Linked DNA regions of Mus musculus: region 2 is linked to region 1. Evidence: chromatin loops called from intact Hi-C (ENCODE). Cell type or tissue: left cerebral cortex. All regions are shown on one strand. Links, peaks and the distances in the headings refer to the core of each region. The heading gives the core; the rest is flanking DNA. Region 1 overlaps Mkln1 (muskelin 1, intracellular mediator containing kelch motifs). Region 2 overlaps Lncpint (long non-protein coding RNA, Trp53 induced transcript).

Evidence for each region. Hi-C counts contacts between places; a loop is a spot of excess contacts. Peaks named below come from ENCODE experiments on the same cell type or tissue, not always from the same donor. Only the 100,000 strongest peaks of a DNase experiment are listed, where the experiment ranks them.
Region 2: a loop joins it to region 1, with 2.9 times the contacts of the local background. A loop is called at or near these places in 7 of 42 quality-filtered maps.

The regions. Positions count from the first base shown.
Region 1 is chr6:31,447,831-31,460,200 of GRCm38, reverse strand. Mkln1 (muskelin 1, intracellular mediator containing kelch motifs) reads right to left here. Exons shown (of 18, transcript NM_013791.2): 7 at 10,628-10,705; 8 at 8,617-8,682; 9 at 1,134-1,246. Among named protein-coding and RNA genes, the nearest start is that of Mkln1, 55 kb to the right of the region's middle. In left cerebral cortex, for the core only: a CTCF peak has its summit at 6,233 (motif pointing right); DNase peaks (open chromatin) are centred at 2,681, 4,608, 6,248 and 7,465; H3K27ac peaks cover 1,373 bases.
Region 2 is chr6:31,205,376-31,217,745 of GRCm38, reverse strand. The region is part of intron 1 of Lncpint (long non-protein coding RNA, Trp53 induced transcript); the gene reads left to right. Among named protein-coding and RNA genes, the nearest start is that of Lncpint, 6.9 kb to the left of the region's middle. In left cerebral cortex, for the core only: CTCF peaks have their summits at 4,105, 4,321, 7,195 (motif pointing right) and 9,001 (motif pointing left); DNase peaks (open chromatin) are centred at 4,401 and 5,478; H3K4me3 peaks cover 2,445 bases; H3K27ac peaks cover 1,906 bases.

The sequences.
Region 1 (12,370 bases), core at 2,583-10,582:
TATAGTTTATTTTCCAGTCTACAATCTGAAACAGCTTAGATGGAAAATACAATAAAAAATTCTACAATGATTTGAGGGCAAAGATGAATATTTCCTTTTCCATATATATACACATACATATATACATGTACATATATAACCATGTATTACTTAATTCAAAGCCATAAATGAAAGCCATTTTCATTATAGAAATGCTTCATTTATACATATGTAGGCACAAACACAAATACATAGGTAGTATTTTACTTAAACATCGCTTATGAAAACTGACAGGTCTAGCTTAATGAAGAGAAGTCATTCTTAGAAATGCATTGTTAGTCAATTTCATCATGTGCCAACATTCTATACTATATATAAACAACTATTTCTGTCTTGACTGTACACGACTGTGCAGTGAAATAATGAGGGGCTAAAACAGGGAGACAAGGAGCTGGAGAGATGGCTCAGCAGTAAGAGCACTGGCTGCTCTTGCAGGGGATCTGGGTTCAGTTCCCAGCACCTCTCACATGGTAGGCCACAACCATCCAGAACTCCAGCTCAGGGGGATCTGACGACCTTTTAAGACCTCTGCAGGCCCCAGGCCTGCATGTGATGCACATACATGCATGCTGGCAAAACACTCATAAAGAAAAAAACAAAAGGAATTTTTTTTTAAAAAGCTAGACAGTGTGGACGTCAAAAGTAGACACCAAAAGACTGCTTTCCAGAGGAAATACAATTAAGATGGTGGAGGCTAGACTAACTCAGTAACACTGTACTTTGAGGCCTTGTGCTCCATTCTTACCAGTGCACGGGGGAAAAATGTGGGCAACAAGAGTAGAGTGCTGAGGCCTGAAAAGATGCTACACAACTACACTGCTAAGGTAAAGTGCTCAAAAGTTAAACAACAACAACAACAACAACAGAAACCTATTGCTATCTAACTCTACAGAATAGACTTGGCTAAATATACCAGTAATTGATGAGCCAGGGATAGAAATTCAAATGCAAGAGTTTTTAAACTAATGATTTTCTTACTTCAAAATTCTTTTGCTACAACTATAGGGAAACATCAGAGAAGAAAATAAGCATGCAGAAAGTATATAACCACACTCCTACCATGAGGTAGATGAATGAAAAGACTAGGAACTTGCCTCTTTCTCAGTGTCTCTAGAAATACATGTCCACTGGTTCTCCTTCACACTGTATGCCCAGAAGTCAGCAAGATCTTGTGTTCCATCCCAGCCACCAAACAAATAAACAGTCTCTATGAAAATCAAAAAAAGTACGTATTAAGAAAGCCTTAAGGATAAGGGCATAGGCACCAGACTCACTCAGTTGTTTCAGAACACACTTAAGAAGATACTTGTCATCATCTTTACAGTGATAAATGTGTAGCTTTCAAAATGCACTCCAGCCATTCTTAAACCTAAGTATGTGCAAAGACTGCTTCAGAACTGTATTTTGAGAAATTTATTTAAAAATTAGATCACTAGACCATGTCCCCCAGGATTCTGATTCTAAAGTTCTTTAGTAGATAAAAGGTCTATGTTTTTAAAGTGTCCCAGATGAAGTTGGTGCAGTCAGTTTAAGAATGTGTTAGACCATGTGCAGTTTATATTTATCAGCTTAACAATGCAGCAGCATTTTAGTGACCAAAGACTGACAGCATTACTCAAAACTCTAAATATCAAAACTTAGAATACACAGGGAAGAAGAATAACATGAGAAGGCATGGACGTTACTAGGAGGCGATGGGGAGGATCACATTAAAGGTGATGTCGCCTAAATGCCAAAGCAATGGTTAAAACTAGCTCAATCTTAAGAATAAACAGCATTAGTAGTCCTGTAAGAACTGAGCTAACATTTTACAAATATATTAATCTAATACCTTAAGAAATAAATATATTGTCACTCTGAAATGTCTACTGCATTTATACTTTATTACTGTAACAAATTATTTGTCTCATTGAACCTCCCCATTGGCTCCTAGTAACGTCCATGCCTCCTCATGTTATTCTTCTTCCCTGTGTAGTCTAACCTTTATACAACACTATATCATAGATCCTTCCCTATATAAAGCCTTTCCTTTTGTTAAGTATCTCCCCCTTTGTAAATATGTTGTACCTACTGATTACAAACCGTCAAGCCACTCACCCATTGAAGTGTCTGTTTTAAGACTATACACATGGCAGCTATCATCTAAATTGACTAGAAAGCTCTTTCTAGTTAGAGTTGGGCTGTCATCTAAGATTTTGTCATGTTCTCATATTATTTCAAATTTTAAGCAACTTTTCTAAGTAAAATGTCCATAAATGCTTCACCTGCTCTCAGAGTAAGAACAGTCCACTGGAGGAAGGTTGAGTTCTAGTGCTAACTGGATCAAAACTGAAATGTCTTCCAAAGGCTTTTCTTGAAGTTGGTCCTAGTTGGTGGAACTCTCAGGAGGAGGCCTTAGTTGTAAGAGGTCGGTTACTAAGAGTAACCTTTTAGATACTATGCTGCCCTGGCAGCCTGTCCTCTTTCCTGGCCTCCACTGTGTGAGTAGTTCTGCCAACCCTTTCCTACACTGAACAAAACTCCCCTAAAATTTGTCAGGTGTATTGTCACAGTGACAAAAGGCCTTGACTAATGAAGAAACCTGATTCCAGAGAAGTAGGCCTGTTGTTGCCACTAACAAGGCCATGTGGTTCCTTGAACTTGGTTTGTAGAAAGAGCTTAGAAATGTTTAGGGCAACAGCCTAGAGAACAACTAGGATGGCAGAGGGAGAGCTTAGCTGGAATCCCAATGGAGCTCAGAAGACCATGTGACTGTGTAGACAGATTTGAAAACCTTTGTTTGTTTAGAAAAACTACACAAGTTTGAAACATGAAGACATGGTTTCTGAAGAGCTTGGTGCCATTTCAAAAGAAGCCAGGTTGAGACAATAGGAAAGATGCCACAGGAACATGTTGGGAATTGGCCAGATGCCCATCCACTGCAAAGAGTAAACACATTAGAAGACTTTTCATTGAGAAATCAGAGCCTCTAGGGCACTATGACCTCACACCAAAGGAAGTTATTTCCCAAAGATGATTTCACCATGCCGATCTACCCAGGCACCCTGAGCCCTCTTACACTGTCAGCAGACTTTGGTGTAGTTTACCTAATGCTGGTTTTGCAGACATATAGAATGCTAGAGTCAAAATCATGAAGGTTTCTACTCAGATTTCAAAGAAAGGCTTAGAGGTGAGACAATGTGTACATAGAGTTCCTGCAAGGGAAATGCATGAAGCTGTGGGGACGAAGCCAAAGATACAAATGAACACCAGGAAGTTAAGATGTTTCAGGAACATGAGATTATACTGAGGACTGCTGCAGGCAATGAGAAAAGCTAGCCTTAAAGAGAGGCCCTGTGAGTTTTAACCATCAAATGGTGAGAAGACAACCCTCTTAGAACTGGGCTCTCACATACCCTGGAGACTGGAGACAGGCTATAAACTTCATTTCTGTAAGTCCGTTCCTCCATTTTGGAAATGAAAATATTTACTCTTGTCATTTTATGTTTGAAGTTTACCTAACTTATTTTATAGAGACCTACCTATCTTTAAAAGCTTGAGTCTTAGCAGAGATTTTGGATTTGAACTTCTAGCCCTTACAGGCTGACTCCTAAAGGCTTGGTCATGGCTAAGAAGCACAAATTCAGTAGGTTCTAGGAACTGTAGGAGGTGGGTATAGCTAGAAGTAGGTCCCTGGAGCAGTGTTCTTAAGGGTTGTATCTTCTCTTAGTTTCCTGTCTATGTTGCCTCCTTCCTTCCTTCCTCCCTTCCTTCCTTCCTTCCTTCCTTCCTTCCTTCCTTCCTTCCTTCCTTCCTTCCTTCCCTCCCTCCCTCTGCTTCATGGCCACCATGATGGACTAAAACCTCTAAAACTGTGAACCAAAATAAATACTTTCTTCCCCCCTAAGCTATTTTTCGGAGGTATCTGGTACCAATGGCAGGAGATTGTTAATCTTATTACAAAACTCTGTTGGGAATCCCCCAGATCTAAGTTATATAAAAACATTCTGAAAGTTGTCAAAAATGAACATTTCTATTTTTAAAAAGGAAAAATTAACAAAAACAAACCTCCAGTTACCTTTCAGCTTCTAAGAATCCCAGACACAGTAACAACTGTATTACTGAACTGGAATCCAAGCTAACCAATACCTGGAATCCCTTTGGCACTATAAAACTATAAAACAATTATTTTAAACTACTAAAAATCTGTCTTATTTCGTAACTATAAAACAATCTATTATCATTAGTTAAATAGCATTGTTTCCTAAATGACATACAGTAATGTCCAGACACATAATTTTACAGGAAGAAGAAATCAAAGAATTTTCATCTGGCTTAAGATTATATGCCAAGACCTCACTATAACAGCAATTAACCCTGTTAATTTCTGAAGCTTGTAGAAGGAGGACCATATAACTAAAATAGCAGTAGCAATTGACCTTTTGTTTTATAGTACTTCTGGGCACCCTCTGGATAAGGTTACCCTGGTTCATTAACTTTAATAACCCTTCCTCTTAGGCTCTGAGTTCTCAATGTTCTTTCTGAAAAGCAGGTCTCTTTGTACGCATAAACTCTCACAGCAAAGAAAGCCCACATTTCCACAACAGCCTCATTGATAGCTGAGCAAAATAAAATCTGGCACAGGGCAAACATCCCAACAGAATCAAGCCAAGATGTCATTCCTGTCCATGGAAGCTTTGTGGCCCAACTGAAGCAATAGTACAGCGAAATGAATTCTGTAAAAACTTATTTTTTGATATACCCAAATAAAAGAGGTATAACAAAAAATTTTAATTACATCACCTAATCACTTAAGTTTCACAAAGATAAATCACCCAGAAACAAATACCAAAAAGTGTTACTAATATATAAAAGATAAAAAGGTTTAAACTATGAAGCTATCTAAGGAGAACTATGGAAAGAAGTACGGTGTAGAAAAGAAAGGAAAAGCATCAATCTTAGCAGGGAATCCGGCCTACTGGAAGTCCATGCCCACACATACAAGTCCTGTAACGACATGCGTGGATATCCTGAGGAACACAATCTTCCTCAAGCAGCAACCATCTTCTGTTCAGTATTCCCCTTAAAGGAATATAGGCTATCCTGGCTATCAATTTCTCTTAGCACTCCAACAATATCTATTTGAAAAGATTAAAGCACTGATTTGAACTTACAAACCACTGAAAACAAAGTTGGAATAGTTCCTTAGCCTTGAAAAACTTACAATCTGGATGTGACTATACAGGGTATGTAAGTGACCACAGGGCAGAGGAGACCAAGTCCCATATGAAGGCAAAAGCACAACAGGCAATCTAGGACAGAAGAGTACCTGGCTGAGGGACACAGCACAGACTTGGGGGAAGAGTAGCTTTGTGTTCTGGCACAGTAAACGAGGCACAGAAAAGCTGTTCAAGCAAAGTAAAATGAGTAACAATGATATGGAGACAGCGTGACAGCAGTGTTTTAAAGGCATAAACTCCAAAGTCAGGCTTCAATCTCCACTCTCTACAGCTGTGTGACCTCAAACGTCCTTGAACCACTAGTTTCCTAATTTCTAAATATGGTTACCTTTCATAAAGACACAGTGAAGACCTATACATTGCATTCAAAGAAGTTAAACTATATGATAAATAAGTAAATAAAAGAAAATGTATAAAAAATAAGGACACAAAGGTAGTGGCCAGACAGGAAGTTTAAAAAGACAGGCAGTGACTAGATCAGGGCTTAAACTTAATCCCACAAACACTGAAGGAACTATAGAAAACCTTAAGAAGAGGGGTTGGTTAGGATCTGAACTTGCTGCAGAACTGACTGAAAAGAAAGACATAGGGAATGAGAGAGATCGGTGGCAATATGATTAATAGTAGCCTATTTTCAAAATTTCAAGCCAATTTCCTTTAAGAGACCATTTCAGGCAATCACCAATCAATCCACAAATTACTATTTCACAAATGTTACAATTAAACTATAATTCTTGGGTACAAAGGATATAACATTTAGTACTAGAACCAAATAAACCATGGATCTACAGTGCTATAATTTACACATTGAACATGAATTAAAAATAAGGGAGGTATGTTAAAACAAGTAAAGAATTTGGCCTTTGTACACCATTTGTATACATTTTTGTATAGTAAAACAGGCTTTTGCTTCAAGTACTCAACTGCAGTATCTACCACTATACTTAGTAAATCAGGCTGCTGATTGCATAAACCTCCACAAGATGGCACACTACAATTAAACAAGTTTGCCCATTTTGAAACTATAGACTGTATCAACTATGTCCTAACAGATACAGCCAAAAAGTCAGACACAAAATCAAGTATCAACAAGAAGGCAGGAGCCAGTGAAGTGGCTCAGTGGATAAAGTCTGATGCCCTGAGTTAACCTGACTACACAAAGTTGTCCTCTGGCCTCCATATACACATTGTGACACTCACACTCACACTCAAACACAAATCATACATAGCACAAAAGGCAGAATTGTAGCCACATGAATGAATGTCTGATTGCAGTTAACAACCCAAACTCTACTTTATTCACGTCATTAAAAAGCTTAAGGGGAACTGAGATTTTTTTTTTTGAAGCACTTTAATATGGTTGCTACAGAGGTAGTCCAGGGTTCAGAAAGTTATGGAGAGCCTCTGCGACAACTCCACCAGCTTCTTTGCAGGTATCAAAGAATGGTATATGTTACCTGAGTCTTATAACCTACTCAGAGGGCAGCCATGGGATTTATACTTTAAGTTCCTAAAATTCAGCAATAATTACACGGGAAGAATAAATAACCTAAAATAAGACATTCTATGCTTAAAAAACAAAAACAAAAACAAAACACGTCTTTTCACACAACCTGTTTTACCTAAATCACAGTTGAAACCCAACTCACAATTAAAGAATATTAAGTAAACAGGTATCAGTTTCTGAGACTATAGTTAATAAAATTAACATACCGATAGATACAGTAAGACACAGCATCACATTTATCTGCTACTACGGAAAGTACAATATGGTTCATGATGGAATAAGTTTTGGCAATTAAATATTAAAATTTAAGTATAAACTTCTATGGTTACTTTACCCTCGGATCTGGCATTAAGCAAGCTTCTATTCAAACTACTGACTGGAAAAAAACACTGAAACTTAGAAACTATTAACCTGAATGTTTAAGAAAACAAGGTACATGAAACACTGGGAAGGAACAACTGCTTTGGCATACAACCACATCAAATAAGCCAAAATAAAACGTACTTATTTTACAGGCATACACCATTATGCCTAGCTGTACTTGGCTTTTAATTTATTTCCATACATGACTCACTGCTATTTGTGGCTATTTTGTTTTTTCCCTTTTAAGCCTTGCTGGAAAAGGAGCGTGACTTCTACTGTATTCTGTATCTGACCTACTCCTAACTGACACGCCTAGTACAGGCATGAGACAGCACCATGCTGCACTCCATCCAGCCCTGCTCACACCTCAATTAACTCATATAAACTCTTGAGACTAGAGAAACCCACTTAGAAACTGCTACAATTCTGTCTCTAGTGCATAAAACAGATTACGGTAGGAAAGATGTCCACACCTTCACCTTCTGAGCTTCCCAAGAAGAACCTCTGCTAAATGTAATCTTCAGTGACATTGTAAAACTAAGTTCTGACCTGACATTTGCTATCAGTTCAATCTTTCTTTTCCACCTTCAAATTCCATAACCTATTTTTAAATGATCTTTTTCTCATATGTGCACATTCCCTGTCACGTATGGTCTCTTTCCCACAGACAGCAGGGGAGTAAGCACTCTGGAGCTTCTGCCTGCTGAAGGTCAGCTTTAAGTGTCAAGGTTGACAAACTGGAACAAAGTGCATTTTGCTGAGGAAATTTAAGGGGTTTCTCCACACAATTTCTCTTAATGTGTTAATAACAAGAAAACAGTCTATATACAATTTGCCTCTTTAATAAACAAACCTGATACAGGGAAACGAGCGCTTAAGAGGCCCCGTGCTATTCAAGCCTACTTCTGTAGGTCAGGCGAGTATTTGCAAGAAGGGGCACGGATTAGGAAGCAAGATGAAAGAAAAGTTTTCCAAAGACTCTAACAGTACTCTCGAATTCTAAAGTTACTATATATTTAACAAAGTGTAAAGTGTTCAGTCTTATTACTAATAGTTTTTGAAAATAGTCAGACTTAGTTTCCAAACTGCATTTTTCTAACTATTCACAAAATAATATGAATCTACAATATTTTTACTCAAGTACTAAGGCAGCACAACAAAGTAATAAAATGGTATAAATACTCTTAGAAAAAAGTAAAATGCTGTTTGAGCAACTACTGGCATTATACAGAGTAAAGGTTTATACACTATAACTACTGAAAGGCCAAGTTTCTCTTAGGGTATCTAACTTCATCAGCACAGCAGCCTCCTCGCTCACTGTCAAGTTTTAGTGCTTCTTGTCTTTGCTACTCAGTTTAGTGACTACTATCTAACCTTGTCATAATGGAAAGAGAAGTGTCCACTCTTATAAACGATCTTAAATGTAGGCACTGATACATACAGCACGCAGCTTTAGGATGACGACGGACTGCTGCTAACGGGACTCACCTGTCTGGACGTCAATGACCATTTGATGGCCCCCTCTCATTCCTGGTCTGTTATCTTCTCCATCGCCTGAAGAAGAAAATATATTTTCTATAAAGAAATAATAAAACCTTGAATTCTAGAGGAGTAACCCCACTCTAAAGGGCAGTAACAAGCATTCCACATTGACTCCTTCAAAATATTACAAATAAGTAAAAAGAATTCATAAAGAAAAAATACTTTTGTTTCAAATATTCAAACAGTTACAGGATTCTAGGATACAGTGTGTCTGCACATGTGCTTAAGATCAAACACAGGTCCCCACAAATAATAAGCAAGGATTCACCCACGGAGTTACATTCTTGGCTCTAAGGTTACAGGATGCTAATATCACATCTGATATATGGAAGGCCTAAAGTTTTATAAATAAATCTCCCATTAGTTGAAATAAAGTAGTTTGGCAAATAGACTTCCCTGTTTTTTGTATGTAAATTGACATTATCTAACTCTGTACTAACTACACAGAAACACTATAAAATAACTGAAACGTCAACTTTTATACAGTTTTAAGCTACTTAATGATAAGGAATACTTTATGAGAAATGCACTATTAGGTGAATTCTGTTTTTGTGTATACATCTGTATATTTACACAAATCTACATGGATTGCCTATTTTATACCTAGCCATATGGCAAAACACGTTACTACACTAAGTATTAACTTTAGGCAACTACAATGTCTACATTTTTCAAAATACATAATTACAGAAAAGGCTCAGTACTTAAACTAGATAAGAATTTTTCAGCTCAATTAAAAGCTCCTGGGATCATCATTATTGACCAAAATGTCACTATGAAACATATGATTGTATACAGAAACCAGAACAAAGCCAAAATCTTTCATCTACTCTGTACTCAACAATTCTTTCTCCTTTGTCACAGCTAGGCCGTTCATTATCACTAAGGCCTTGCCCTCTTCTCTCCTCCAGCCAGTCTGTTTTCTCTCAAAAATAAATTAAAAAAAAATACTAAGAAATTAACTTTTAGTATTAAGTGTTTTACGTATTTAATCTGTTTGCAAATATGTGTCTAAATAAAATCACCTTACATAGGACTATAAAAATATAAGTATGTTCACACAACATACTTCAAGAGGAAATTTCAATGTTTATTAATGATTAAAGCTATAAAAGGTTTCTCACAAGGGAAGATAAAGTCTTGGAAACATATGAAGACCACAAGAACCAAGTGAATACCTCCTGATTTCTTTAATGTAAACTTATGCAATAAAACATTGCTTCTATCTGACAAGTCAACACAATATACAATACAGTGACAAGAATCCCACCATACAAAAATAAGGGGTTAATGAAGAAGACTCAACTCTGAATCAGATTCTGAGTTTGAAAATCAAAACAAACAAACCAGTCTCTATTAGACATAAAGGCCCTAAGGATCTCCGCCTCCCAGAAGAAAGCATGAAAGCAATCACTCAGGCATTCAAGTACTCAAGTGCCTCTAAGATGCAACTATACTGCACATAATTTAATTAGAATTATAATGTCAACCTTATTATTATCTGTGTATAAGTTCATCATTTGTCCCTTTTATTCTCAAAAGGTCCACTGTGTTTAGATATTTTGCAGAAGTTAGGTCTCCAGGAGCATATATAGTGACAGCAGTGTGCTCTCATGTTACATACCTCTATAAAGCAGTTTGGAACAGCATTCTGTGTGAAGAACAAATAGAACTGCTCCATGTTTTGTCATAGTGATGAAACAAGACCTTAAAAGACAAGTTTAGATACAGTAACCTAGGGCTAGGACTATCGCTCATCAGGGAGAGTGTCTACCAAACACGAACAAGATCAGAGTTCAACTGCTAGCCTCAGGAGAAAAAAATTATGTATAATAATCCATTCTGCCATCTAGTTAAATAACATGTGCTTTCATTAACAGAGAAGGAGCATGTTTAGACCATCTAGTGAAAACAGACTATAAAGAAGAAACAGAATAAGCCAGGCAGTGCAGCTCACCTTTGGTGCTCTTAGGAATAATCTGACTCCACCGTGGCTTATACTCCTGTTGACTGATATACTGATTGAACAAGCCATCTGCAAGCATAGAAAATAAGAGTTTATTTTATTTTATTTATTATATATATAATACACACACATATACATGTATGTGTATATATATGTGTGTGTGTATGTATGTATGTGTATATATATATATATATATCCTCCTAGTATGCTACCCAAATATAAATAGTAAATTATTAGTTGACATAACAACAGGAACAAAACGCATCAGCAGCAGCCCATATTAGATGAGAGCACACTGGGATGTTCCTGGGATGAGTGCAATAGCTGCAGTAAAGTTACTAATGCACTCAATGGTTAAGTATGTGACTTCAACAAATGCCTTGCAAGAGGGAAAGTAAGGACAATTGAAGGCTAGAAACCAGAAGCAGCAGAAAATAATTCATAAATAAACTGAATATATGCTTACTTCATCGAAACACAACCTTAAAAATACCTTTAAAATAACTTCTGTCATCAATATAAATACAAACGGAGAAAAGGAAGAACAATGAAAGCCTGGAAGAATATCTGCCCTGGCGATTTCTCATCACCATTCTCTATTTGATTTATTACTTTTAATCTTTAGCCTCTTGTAATAATCGATTTTTTAATTCCAGTGTCTTCCCATTAAAAGTACTTAAGAGCCCATACATTTGTTACCAGAATACAAAAACAAAAGAAAAAAAAATAAGGAAACACAAATGCCAACAGCTTTGGTGTAGGTACTTTATAGTACAATCTCAGAGAAAGAAAAAACACATTAAAATGCAAATTCCAATTTTCTTTAGGCACCAACTGACGAAGAGATGAAGGTACTGCCAGTAGCAATGGGACTGCATTTATTGATGCTGCCAAATGTTATAAATCTGCTGTGTCTTAGTTCATTTAATCCTAAGAACAACCTTAAGGACTGCACCTCCCTATTTTAAGATGGAGAAGTGCCTATTTAGAGAATTAAGGAGATTCATCAAACTCACAAATATCTTAAGTAGTGGGTAGGGCGATGACTCAGATTCCACTTTGCTCTTCTTCCGAATCCTTCCTCAGTATACTTTTCATCTTCGTCCTGGAGGAGTTACTACACTAGCTACTGTCTTAAAATGGAGATTGCACTTCCCCCCACATCTACTCTACTCCAAATGATTATCACCCCCTCCACTCATTTCTGTCAAAAGTTTATAAATGATATCTAGAACCCAATTCTGGATAAGGAAACAGAAGGAGTATTCTAGAGGTCGTGTAAGCAATGTTTCATGCTTCTAAACAGACATTAGCCAAGAAAAAAAGTGACTTCAATTACTCTGGACACATTTTCATATACACATGCAATATATAATGTACACAACTACTAAACCTATTTATAGACCTAGGGAGAGAGTCAACTCTGTAATAGCGACAGAGCAGAGGAAGATAAAGAAACTAGATCAGTGAATCAAGCAAGCAGGAAAGCCGCCTCACTCTGGGCTTCTTGTTGGGTCACAGTCTGCTTTTCCATCCATCCACATAACTTAACTGAGAGCGCTTGCTCCCCCATGAACCTGTCCTTTGACCCTGATTTCTATCTCAATGAGGATTCTCCCCTGACACTGAAAACAGAGACTTGTTCAAAAACATAATAAAATGTCTCTTCTCCATAACTTGCATACTTGGAACATAAACCACCCCCTAACAGCTTTCTTTTCTGGGCTAATCATG
Region 2 (12,370 bases), core at 2,854-10,853, 240 kb after region 1:
CTTTGCGGTGGCTTGATGCCACATGGCTCCTCCGGAGCTGCTGCCGGGTTGAGAGCGAGTGGTTTTTTTTTTTTTTTTCAATGTCCGCATTCCAGCTAATGTTGCGCAGATAAAATTCAAACTTGAGGTAAACAGACGAAGAGGAGGAGGAGGAGGGGAGGGACCGGCGGGGGGGGGTTGGGGGGGGGGAGGGAGGACTGTTTCCATTTCGAGATCCCACCTCTTCACTCAGAGGAGACCAACATCCCGAACCTAGAGGCAACTCATGCATGGCTCCCACGCCCCCCCACCTCGGCCGTCAACAAGAAGTAAGGGCTGGGGGCGAGCGGTTGGGAGGGACGCGACGTTTTGGTTCTAGGGGGAAGGTGGGGGGAGAGGCAGCCCCTGGGAAGCCGGAGCTTTGACTTCGGCTATTATTTTGGCGGAGGGAAGCAGGATGCGTCCTCTTGCTCTGGAGATGGGGGGTTGTATGTCCCCCCTCTCTATCACTACCTAATCGTGTTGCCTCACTCCCCCCCACCACAGGTTGCCCCCACAGGCGGGATGGGTGGGGCTTTGAGGTTCCAGAAGGCAGGTTACCTAGCAGGTGTGTAGGGTGGGCATTTGGATTTGGTAAGTCGCTTGGATTTGGTAGGAGACCATGGGGGAGGCAAAGCGAGTGCGTAGGTAGAGCTAAGTCTAACGCTTATGTATGGGGGGGGTTGCTTTTAAAACCAAGAGAAAAATCAAGACAGGTCCCCCCCCCCCAATATGTCTGTTTCAGCTCGCAGCGAAGCTGCTGCGTGAGTGTCGAGGACGAGGGCGAGCTTCGTCATGTGGCACACACTGTAGGCTTCTGACAGCTTGGAGCTATCTACCCCCTCCCGCGCGCGCCCGGGGCGGAAGGTGTGGGTTGGGTGGTCCGAGGCGGGTGACGTCCGAGGCGGGGTGGGGACAAGACTCCGGAGCGCCTGGGTCCGCAGCCACGGCTTGCTCGGCACGGCGTGTCAGGGAGGAGGCGGCCACGTGAGGGGTCCGCGGCAGCTCGCGAGCTGAAGGCTGGGGGCGAAGTGCGTAGCAAGAGTCGTGACGGGGGTGACACGCAGCCGCCGTGGCCCTTTGCTCACTGCCCACGCAGAGCCGCGCCGCGGGTGGGTGCGCACTCACGCGCCCGCTCCCGGGAGACCGTTTCCGGCTCAGGGCTCGAGCCCGGGCGGTAAACAGGGTGGTGCCCTCTGCCCTCCCGCCCCCGGCCGGGCGGAGGCGCGCGATCGTGGCGGACGAGCTGCGGTGGCGAGAGCGCGCGCGAGCGGGCGAGCGCGCGTCCCCGCCCGTCCCGCCTCCTCTGTTTTTGTTTTGATGGAGCCCGCGTGCAGCTGGCGCGTGTCGAGTCACGTGCCGCGGCCGCGAGGTGGCTGGGCGCCGGCGACCGGGACACGGGGGAGGGTCGCAGACCCTGAACAGTTCGAAAACTACCGCGAGGTACAGTCTTGTGGGGCTGGTCGCAGTTGTTCCCCTGGAGCAGTATTTGGGTTCGTCGTCACAGCATCCCTGCCAGTCGGCTGTCCCCCCCACCCCATCCCCTCCGGGCCGGAGACTCAACAGAGGGATCGAGCAGACCGTCCTCCCAGGTGTGTTATGTTATATCAGTGGACACAGAAGTACCTACATCTAGCTCTTCATCCAGGCTGCACGGTGTAATCAACCCCAGAGCTTTAGAATTAATCCCGATACCCACTCTCATAGCTAGGGAACTGAAATCCAAATAGAGTCTGGACTGAGGGCCATTTTCTTCACCTCCTTCTTCTCCAGTAATTGTGACGCAGTAAGAATAAAAACTGATAGGTAGCCAGCTTGGTAGGCTAGATGTTGAGTCATCTGTATTTACGCATCGAAGAATGAAAAATAGCCCCAATAGTTAACATGTCGGTCTCTCACTAAATGGGGCCTCTATGTGCCAGACAGGATGACTGCGCAAACATGGCGACAACCTGGAGGAGTAACAGTTTTTACTTTTGGGGGAATGGAAGTACAGGAGGTTCTGGCAGAGGTGGAGCTTGAGGACTCCCTGACGGGAGCTCATGGGAGCAGGCCCCAGAGTTCATATTTGAAACCATTACTCCGGGTTGCTTGAGAGACCTTTCACCTTTGCGAACAGTTTAGGAATAGTGCATACTAGCCCGAGGGCCCGAATTTCTGTACATGGATTTCTGTTGTTACAGCTTTATCTGGAAAGGTTCCCTTGTTTGAAAGGAGAACCACCTTTTGGTAAATTCACTAGTGCCTTCAGGCTACTGATTCTAGTATTTACTGTGGGGGGGGGGGATTTTAGCAATTTGAAGTTAACAGGTGGATCCCCTCATACATAGTATCTTCATGCTCGTTGTCATTTAACATACGTGTAAACTGAAGAAGAGTCCAGAGGGTGCGTCTGTGTTCCATCTATGCTCAATAAGTAAGGACGACATGATGGGCCATAGTTTGGATGTGGACAAAGTGCCCCCATTGGGTACAGTGTCTGAGAAGTTCTGTCGTGAAAATTTTGGAGGAAGCACACACACTGGATTATAGAAGCTTTGCCTTTTTTTTTTTTTTTAAACAAACGTCCCTTATTCCTCCTTGGTTTTGTTTCTCATGTGATCTTGATGGGAACCTTAAGATGTGGGGGTTCCGGTACTTGTTTGGAAAATGTGGTTGTTGATACCTTCGGGTGATACCAAATAACACATTAAACTCAAGTTTCTCTCCAGAGTTCTAATTCTAACAATCTTGTGACTATTTGCATTATCATTGTTGTCTTCTGTGGCCTAAAGAGCTCTGAATATGCATACTAATGACTGCCACCAAATAGCATTCGCTGCACAGTGGGCACAGGTAAGTATATTTGAGACCAGGGTTTAAAGGTTAGTGTTCACATTCCTTGCAGTTTGGTGAGCCGACGATCTTGAAGACCCACCCAGGCCAGCACATCATAAATGTGAACGTTGCTGGTCTGGAATAATTAATTGTCCAGCCACATGCTGTGCTCTTCCCGTCGATCCTGGTGCCCTCACCACAAGTGACACCTTTTTCTTAAGCATTGTCAGGCTGTTTAGGTACTGGTGGGCTCAACTTTCCTAATGCTGCGACACCTTAATATAGTTCCTCATGCTGTGACCCCTAACCATAAAATTATTTTCATTTCTATGGCATAACTGTAATTTTGCTGTTATGAAATGCAATATGTGTCTATGTTTATCAATGGTTTTAGCCTACCCCTGTGAAAGGGTGATCCCCAAAAGGGTTGAGGTCCCCAGGTTAAGAACCGAGGGCTTGGGGGGTTCTCGAATAGCTCTGTTAAGATGGCCTTTCTGCTTCTTGGTTACCTCCTCTTCTTGAAGAACTTGTTCTTAAAAACCTTATTTATATATGTGGTGTTTGGTCTGCATATGCACATCTGCACACCAGAAGAGAGCATCAGATCCCATGGGGCTGTAGTTAAAGACAGTTGTTAGCTACCATGTAGGTGCTGGGAATTGAACTCAGGGCCTCGGGAAGAGTTGCTGGTGCTCTTAACTGCTGAGCCATCTCTCCAGCCCCACCTTTTTAAAAAATGTCCTGTAGCCTTTCGCACATCCTTGGCTCATTTTGTCAGACACAGATCATCATACTGTATTTGTCACAAAAAACCAAACCAAACCAAAACAACTGCTCTTCAACGTTAGGAATGATTTAAAAAAGTAAAAAGTATATCAGTGGTACACACCAGCACTAAGTTCTTTCCATTGGTCACCATTGAATTCTCTTTGCCTCCCTCACCCACATTCATTCGGAAGCACCCTTCCCACATCTGGTCCGAGTGGTAAGGTGAAGAGCACACACCCTTTGGTGAGAGATACAGATTATGGCCCCACTAATGCTTGTTTGCGAAACAATAACAACCAATGTTTTTCATTTGTTTTCCAGTTCTTTTTTTTTTTTTTTTTTTTTTTGGCTGAGTGGATACTGCGTTTTCTTACTGATAACACACTGGGCAAGTAGCTCCCTCCCGTTGCCACTTCCCCCTTATTTGGAAAGAAATGATGGGCATTACCAGCGGCTGTGCTTTTTTTTTTAAAGCACAAATGCTTGGTCAGATATCATTACACTGTAATTTTCAGATGGGGTATACAGAGCTACGTGAGAGCCCCTCAGCCCTGTGAGGCTTTCTGAGATGAAGATGAGATTTTTTTTTTAATCTTTTGATTTGCAGTATGTTACGAGATTGGGGACCTCAAGCCTCTTCATGTTAAAAGGTGGCTTGTGTGACGCAGAAACTGAAGTTGGAGTTGCTGCAAATGTGGGTAGATAGCCACTAGTGGCTCCTTAAGGGACAGCATGGAGGGCTTGCTTCTCTTAGAGTCTAAACATGGAACAAGCAGACATTGGAGCGAAGGCAGTGTACCTTTAAAAGAGAAGTCTTGTTGATTCTAGGGCATTGGCACGAGTGCTTCTCATTTCTAGATCCTAGGTACTTGCTGGTGACACTTTTTTTTTTCTGACCTGAATGAGGCCTTCAGCTAGAGAACATCTGTGTTATTACATAAGCTGGTCTTATACTGTATGTGGTCTCATGGTCTCCCTTTCAGGAGCAGAGTGAAGAAGTTGAGGATAGCTATAATGATGAGTAATTATTTACAAATGGAGGGGAGTAATTGGAGCATAAACCAAACGACTGCCTCACAAGCTGAATAAGGTGGTGTTTTGTTTTGTGTTTTAGTGTGCTGTAAGGAGACAGGCAGGATGTATCTTGCTGACGGATACGTCTCCGGTGCTTAGCACAGTGCTTCGCATCAGAAGCGCTCAGATATTTATTGAGTAAGCCCATCACATCATTTCAGGCCCAGAGTGCAGGTTGAAGAGCAGAAGAAAAGACAGAGGACACAGTTCTCACGTCATTCTTGACGCCACGGTTGTTCCAAGGCATTCTGGTCAAGCGTGACCTTGATTTCTTTCCCGTAGCCCTTACCCTTGTTTGATGACAGAGTAAAAGTGAAGTCATGAGATGGGGTGTACAGGTTAGGAGGAGACTGTATGCACACGGAGAAAAGCGAGGATTTATTCTGATTGTGTGGTGAAGAAAGTAAAATTCCATGCATTGAAGAGCTTTGGTTATTTGGCTCATGAAAAAAAATATATAAATAAGTATATGTTAATAATTCTGAAAAGAAGAGTGAAAATACCATCCTGGCATGACATTGAGAAAACAATTTCAGCATAAGAGTGGGAATGAACCCTTCATTTTATAATCTCTAAGCCTCAGTCTTGTGCTAGAACCTTGGAAACTTCTCCAAGTGGATATTTAAGGTAGAAGCAGAAGCAAGTGTTTTTTTACGTAAGTAACTACTAGGGGATATTTTTATTAAGAAGGCCTAGGATATGCCAAACACATTTAAAACGAGCTCGAAGGTGGAAAATCCCGACATCCTTACATGTGAGCCAGTCTGCTGGGGCTGCATGACAGTGCAGCTGCCGTGCACGCGGTAGTGTCTGCAGAAGATGGTACAGAAGTCCACTCTCCATCTTGTGTAGCAGATGGGCCCACTTGATGCTGTGATGTGTGCCTGAGGTTTCAGCCTGCATTTTTTTTTTCCCATGGCTTCTAGAATTCCTGATGTCAGGGCCTGTCATTCACTATGCCCCACAGTGAAAACTAATTTTACTATAAAATAAGTGCAACACAAGGAAATACAAACCTGTCCCTCGAAACAAAATCAAAAGGCATGATTATTCCTATGTGAAATGTGAACTGAGGCGGGGGCAGGCAACCTTTTTCTTAAGGAATTTCTGCCTATTTTTGTGGCCTATTTTAAAATAATTCTGGAGTGAATCTCTCTACAGGGTCTGACTGTGAGCCCCGTGGATCTCACTGTGTAAACCAGACTGGTCTGCCTTTGCCTCTGGAGTGTTGGGATCGAGGGTGTGCATCACCACGCCTGGCGGAATCTGTTTGAGGGGTACAAATAATAACACATAAATAAGTGTGAGCTCCTCAAACTGTCAACCAAGTGTTCCAGCAATTCCTGCTGTTGCCTTAGAAACAAAACCAAACACTACTGAGAGCAACAGAATTGAACCTAGCTAAACAAATGAAAGGAAGCCTTTGATACTTGATGTGTTCAGAGGTCAGTCATGTGTAGGCTGCTTTTTTAGGTTTTCAATATAAATTACTCAGCATAAATAACTTTATATTTGCCTGTGTCTACATATCTAGTGATGCTGTTAGATTGGTAACAGAATCAAGATGCATTTTGCCTATGAGAGCTCATAGAACTAAATGGATTCAGGTGCAGCGTTAAAGAACCTTGGCTTTCAGAGAACTGTTGACAGTAAATGACCAAGGTTCATCGAAGAATTTAAGGAGGCTGGGTGTGTTTCCAATGACCATTCTGGCTGGCAGGAGGCTCACAAGTTCAAGGCTAACCTACATCATGAGACAGTCTCAAAAACAAAATTGAATATGAGGAAATGTTTGGCTTCGGTTCTTTGTGGAGTTGGTTACATTGGACCCGTGGTTCCCAAACCACAGAGGGCTTGTTAGAACACACATGATTGGCTGCCCAGACCATCTGACTAGGAAGGCCTTGGATTGGGTAGGCTCACTAATACACTAATATATACTTGATTCCCAGGATTGCTGGTCCTGATGCTTAGAGGACCACACATGGAATTAGGTAGTTTTTTTTTCTTCTCCTTGAAGATTTTACACACACACACACACACACACACACACACACCCTCACACCCTGATTATATCACAACCATTACTTGAATTCTCCATCATGACATTTTAAAATTGCCATATGGTAGTAATTATTACTCTTTGACAAATTTCCACGTTTTCAGAAAACCTTGGGTCTATTCAAACTCAGATTAGATATTCCTGAGTAGCCCGAGAATTCTTAGTAAAGATACATTAAAATAGCCAGGTCTGGTGGCCCATGTCTTTAAATCCCAGCACTTTGGAGGCACAGGCAGGTGAGTTTGAGACTAGCCTGGTCTACATAGTAGCAAATTCCAGGACAGCCGGGGCTACTTAGATCATGTTTTAAAAAATATTTCTGATTTTAAATGTCAGTATTGTAAGCAGCTGATTAAACTTCCATGTATTAAATACTAACCAGTCACCTTTTTTTCTTTTTTCTTTTTTTAACATGTGTGGGTATTTTTCCTGCATGTTTGTCAGTATACACAGTTCCTGAGGAAGCCAGAAGAGGGTGTCAGAAGCCAGAGTGTGCCTTGCAACTGGAGTTACAGATGATTGTGAGCCACCACGTGGGTGCTGGAAATCGGACCTCCATCCTTTGGAGGAATGGGCAGTGCTCTTAACCACGGAGTCAACTCCTGTCCAGCAAATTGCCTTTTAAGATCGAGTGGCAGTGCAGTGCTGGGGCTCACTGAAAAACAGTGGGTCTAGCACACAGAGTGTATTTCTAGTTGAGGTTATATAGCTTTGGGTCTGTATAAGACAGTGATAGCAATGACACAGAAGTCCTCCGAGAACAGGGGACGCAGGGAAGAGCATGTGCTCAGGAACGAGATGTGGTATGTGCAGGATGCATAGGAAGCCGGAGCGCAGTCATGAACAGGCTGTGGGCACAGCAGCAGTTCTGTGGCTCCTAGCAGCCCGTGGGCAGAAGCGAGGGGTCAGTCAGGGATAACGGTCTTAAAGCAGACATCACAGTGTACTTGGGACTCTATGCTGGTGCTCTCATATGGCTTCTAAGAGGACAGGAGCTCTGGAGACCTTCCAAATGATGACCAGGTGAGTCAGGGTCTGACATAAGCTGAGGTAAGCAGGGAGAGTTCAGTGGAAGGAAGTGGTTTCCATTGGAAGTCGGTACAGCCTCATCGGAGAGAGAAACCAAATGGGATCTACAGGGAGGAAGGACCGGTGGCAGTGATGGGATCCTTCAAGATTTTTAAACACTTTACTTAAAGACTTATTAACCGGACTAATTATAGCAGCACAGGCTTCTCTGTGAGGAAATAATGGCTGTGAGCTTTCGTTTTCTGTGACTGTCACCACGTCCTGTTATTTAGCTCATGTCAGACTTTTTTCATAGTTCTGCTTTGTCAGAGTCAGTGCTTATACTTTTAGATGGCTTTGATAATCACTAACACGTTTAAATCAGATTTCTGGAAGTTAGGCATGTTGCTTCTTCCGGAGTGTGTTTGATGAATTCGTGTGGGCCATAGCGGTCTGCAGCCTCCAGACTGGCTCCACTCTGCACGAGATTTAGGTTTATCTTGAAATAGTATATTTTGTAACTGCTCTTAGGAAATACTGAAACTTAGACTCTTAAGAGCTGATTTCACACACACGTGACTGATTTTAGGCTTTCATAGATAGAGCTGTAGGCATGAATTTGTTTATCATGTTGAAAAGACGTGCTACTGAGATCTACAGTCGCTTTTTCTTGTGTTTGACACTGGGCACGGAGATGCAGTTCTTTATATGAATCTTTAGATTTTATTTTGATTTGAGCCAGGATCCCACACTTTAGCCAGGGAGTCTCTGGAACTCACTTATGTAGCCCAAGCCACCCTTAAGTCCTACAGCAGTCCTCCTTCTGTCTTAGGCTCCTAAGTGTAAGAATTATGAGCACAAACAACAGCTTGCTATACACAGCTAACTCAGAGTCAATTAAGTTTGTGACAGAAGTTTAATTTCTGGGATAAGCGGACGTGAGAATGCTGGGACCTGGAATGTCCGTTGCCATGCCTGTTGTAGGGTTCTTCTCCTGGCCCTTCCTTGAGCGTCCCTTTCCCCCCTTCCTCTAGAGCACTGGTTTTTCAATTTGTGGGTCTGCCCACCTTGGGGATTGTTAAACAGCCCTCTCCCAGGGGTCACCTAAGACCAACGGACAACACAGATACATTCATAGCAGCAGGACTGGCGAGATGGCTCAGCAGTTACGAGCACTGACTGTTTTTCCGAAGGTCCTGAGTTCAAATCCCAGCAACCACATGGTGGATCACAACCATCTGTGATGGGATCTGACGCCCTCTTCCGGAGTGTCTGAAAACAGCAACAGTGTACTTACATATAATAAAATAAATAAATCTTTAAAAAAAAGAAACAGCAGCAAAATTGAACTTTTTAAAGAAGTAACAATAAATAATTTTATGGTTGGTGGGCTCACCACAACATGAGGTCACTAAAGGGTCACAACATTGAAAAGCTAAAACAGTCTTTGTTTTATCTTGTCTTTAATAAAGACCTTTTCTATATGGGAGCATCTGACTCAATTTCTTTCAGTTCCTTTTACTCCAACCTGTGAGAATTGTGTCGAAGCCTCTCTCATTGGGCGGGGTTGGCCAATGCTTCTGTGTGGATCTACATGAGACCGTCTCCACACTTCCTTTTTCCGGCTGATCTTACTTGGAACATTGAGGTGTAACACTGAATGTTTTGTTTTGTTTTCGAGACAGGGTTTCTCTGTGTAGCCCTGGCTGTCCTGGAACTCACTTTGTAGACCAGGCTGGCCTCAAACTCAGAAATCCGCCTGCCTCTGCCTCCCAAGTGCTGGGATTAAAGGCCTGCGCCACCATGCCGGCTCTGAGTGTTCTTTTAACAGTGATGTATAGTTGCTTGGCACTCACAGTTGCTCCTGGTAGCTTCCGGGCCCTGGGAAAAGCTGGCTCCTCTTCTCTGTTCCTTTGTGAGAATTTGGGTGTACAAAGGGTTTCCCTGCCCTCAGGTGCTAAATAGAACTTATCCCTACAGTGGTAGGGTTACAGACCCTCACAGGGGTGTTGCTTATCACAGGCCTGACAGAGGGCAGGGTCTTGATTGCAGGTGAGAGACTCCAGAATCCCTTACACGAGTTTAGTTACTGCTGTGGTTCGAACACTCAATCGTGTTGTGTTGGTCACAGTGTTATTCGTGTTCTGAATTTAGCCCTTTGAATTTTGTAGTTTTCCCACTAATTCATACAGGCTTTGTGACAAAAGAATTGTTATGGCTCTATAATCTTTCCCACTTCTTGCTTGAAAATGCATCTTTTTGGCCCTCTCCCTCCCCCTGGAGTTTGGGTGGGTCCCAAGTCCTGTCAGTTGAAGTTGAATCCTAAAGCCAGGAAAGGTCACCTATCAGGATTTGGAAGATTTCTGCTACGTTGTGGTTCCCAGGAGGATGTGGCTTCTAAAGACAGCCTTTCCTGTGTATTTGAACCACTGAGGGAGTTTCTGGTTTAGCGTTTCTGTTAACGCCTTTTGCACTCACGTAATAAAACCTATCCCAGATCTCTCTTCTTCATAACTTGTACATTGGCCTGTGACCTTGGGTGCTTGTGTCCTGTTTTCAGGGAATCCTTGCCAGTGAGGAATCTCTTTCTTCACAACTCCAGCAGGCTGCTTTATCTGTCCATGGTCAAGGCCACTGGCAGTCGTTTCTGCTTTCCGGTTGTGTTTGGTGGCACACACAGTACGTACCGTCCGTGCTTTTAAAAGCCTGGGGTGATTCCCGGTGAGCTTAGTTATGGCCGTGGTTCGAAGGCCTAATTAATCACCTTGTTTTAGAGTTGGTTATGTTTCTTTGGCTTTGCCTTTTCTTTTCTTTTTTTCTTTTTCTTTTTCTTTTTTTTTTTTTTTTGCTTCAGAATTTTATGGTGTGTATAAACTCTTGTCAGAGAGCAGTATCATGATGGCTCCATATTTTTAAAAAGCACTTATTGCATGACAATGCTTATGTTTTGATAGGAAAAAGTGAAACATTTTTAAAGGTCATAGCTCATTTTGGGGTTTCATCTTCCAAATTTATACCTTCTGCCTTGGCTTTGTGGGGCTTTGTGGGAAAGTATGCCCAACTCCCTCCTCATTCCCACTTGTAGGGAGTTCCAAGTTGAGATTCTTCCTGCTGCCAATTTAATTCTGGAAGAGGACACAAGGGCTCTGCTCATAGCCACCCATCTTTGTGACCATCTAATGAGCTGTGTGCAACAAGGACTTTTTTGGCTTAATGAACCAATGTCCTAGTTACTCATTTCGTATTATCTGCATAATATTTTCAAGACCGGAATTTTTTAAAATACAAGATCAGGGCTGGGGGATACTGCTGGGTGGGCGAGCTTTTGTGTAAGTATGTGTGGGCTTTGGGTTCACTCCAGCACTAGAAAACCCAAAAAGATGATTTGGGATTCTAATCAGCAAACTTGGTTTCCATTTGTCTTTAATGATCTTCCTGAAAACAGTTGTGGAATATTTGTTGTCCCTCTGTTGGGGACATGGTGGTGACATGAGGCACAGCCTCTGTCCAAGGGGTCCCAGATCTTTAACCCAGAAAGCTGCCTTGCATTCTTGAGGAAAGCCACCGCAGCATCCTAAGAGCCGACTAGAAATGCCTGTGCATTCGCTGTGTTTTGTTAGTGTTGGAGGTACCACTTGATGGCAAGAACAGACCTGCAATTGTGAAAGTTTACGTAACACTTGCTAACACACTGCGGCACCCTTCTGAAGCTGTAAGCTCAGGCAGGCTTCCTCACCAGGAGCCTGTGGGTTCGTGGACACTGCAGGTAATCCTCCTCAGAGGGCTGAGGTGGTGGATGTGAGCTACTGCCCATCAGTAGGGTCCTCCTACTCTTCAGTATGGAAGTCTAACTAAAAGGTACAAGTTAATCCGATCTCTCTGGTTACACTTTCTGTTCAAAAAGCAAACAATGCTTCGAATGTGTCTGGAATGTGCCTTGGAAGGTTTGTGGGATGCTGGTACGCTGCGGCTCTGGCACACCCAACTTTGGCCTCCCCTCCCCTCATTCTTTCTAATTTTCCAATTTTTTTTTTTTTTTTTTTTTTTTGGTGTGGGTTCTCTTCTGTTTATCTGCCTTTCCTGTTTGCTCTTCAAAGGCTGTGGACATAACAGCTCAGTTAGTAGAGGGTTTGCTTTACATTCATGAGGCCCTGGATTCAATTCCCACAAAACAAATTGCCCAGGAACATTTGGGACGTTCACCCACATCAGCCCCTGACCCTACCCCACTAATGACCATCTAAAGCTGTAGGCAGCTTTGACTCTAATGTTAGAATTGTTTTAGTCTATAAACATGCGTGTGCCGATGGGTAGTAATGAACATGAAACATTTCTGAATATTTTAATTTGTTGATAACAGGTTAATTTCTGATTGGATGGAAAGTACACATGAAGTGTGTCCTTTGTTGTTCAGGAGACGTTCAAGTGGGATTCAGACGCACGCCTGAAGACTTTCTGCTAGGATTTATTGTCCTTTTAAGTAACAAATTTCAGGATTGTTTTTTAACAAATTTGTTGAACAAAAATGTTGTTTGGGTTCAAGCAATGTTTTTAAATTGCTTAAATTATGTTTGGTATAAAGAACTCGGCAGCCAAATTATGTAAACCACCACTGTCGGATGA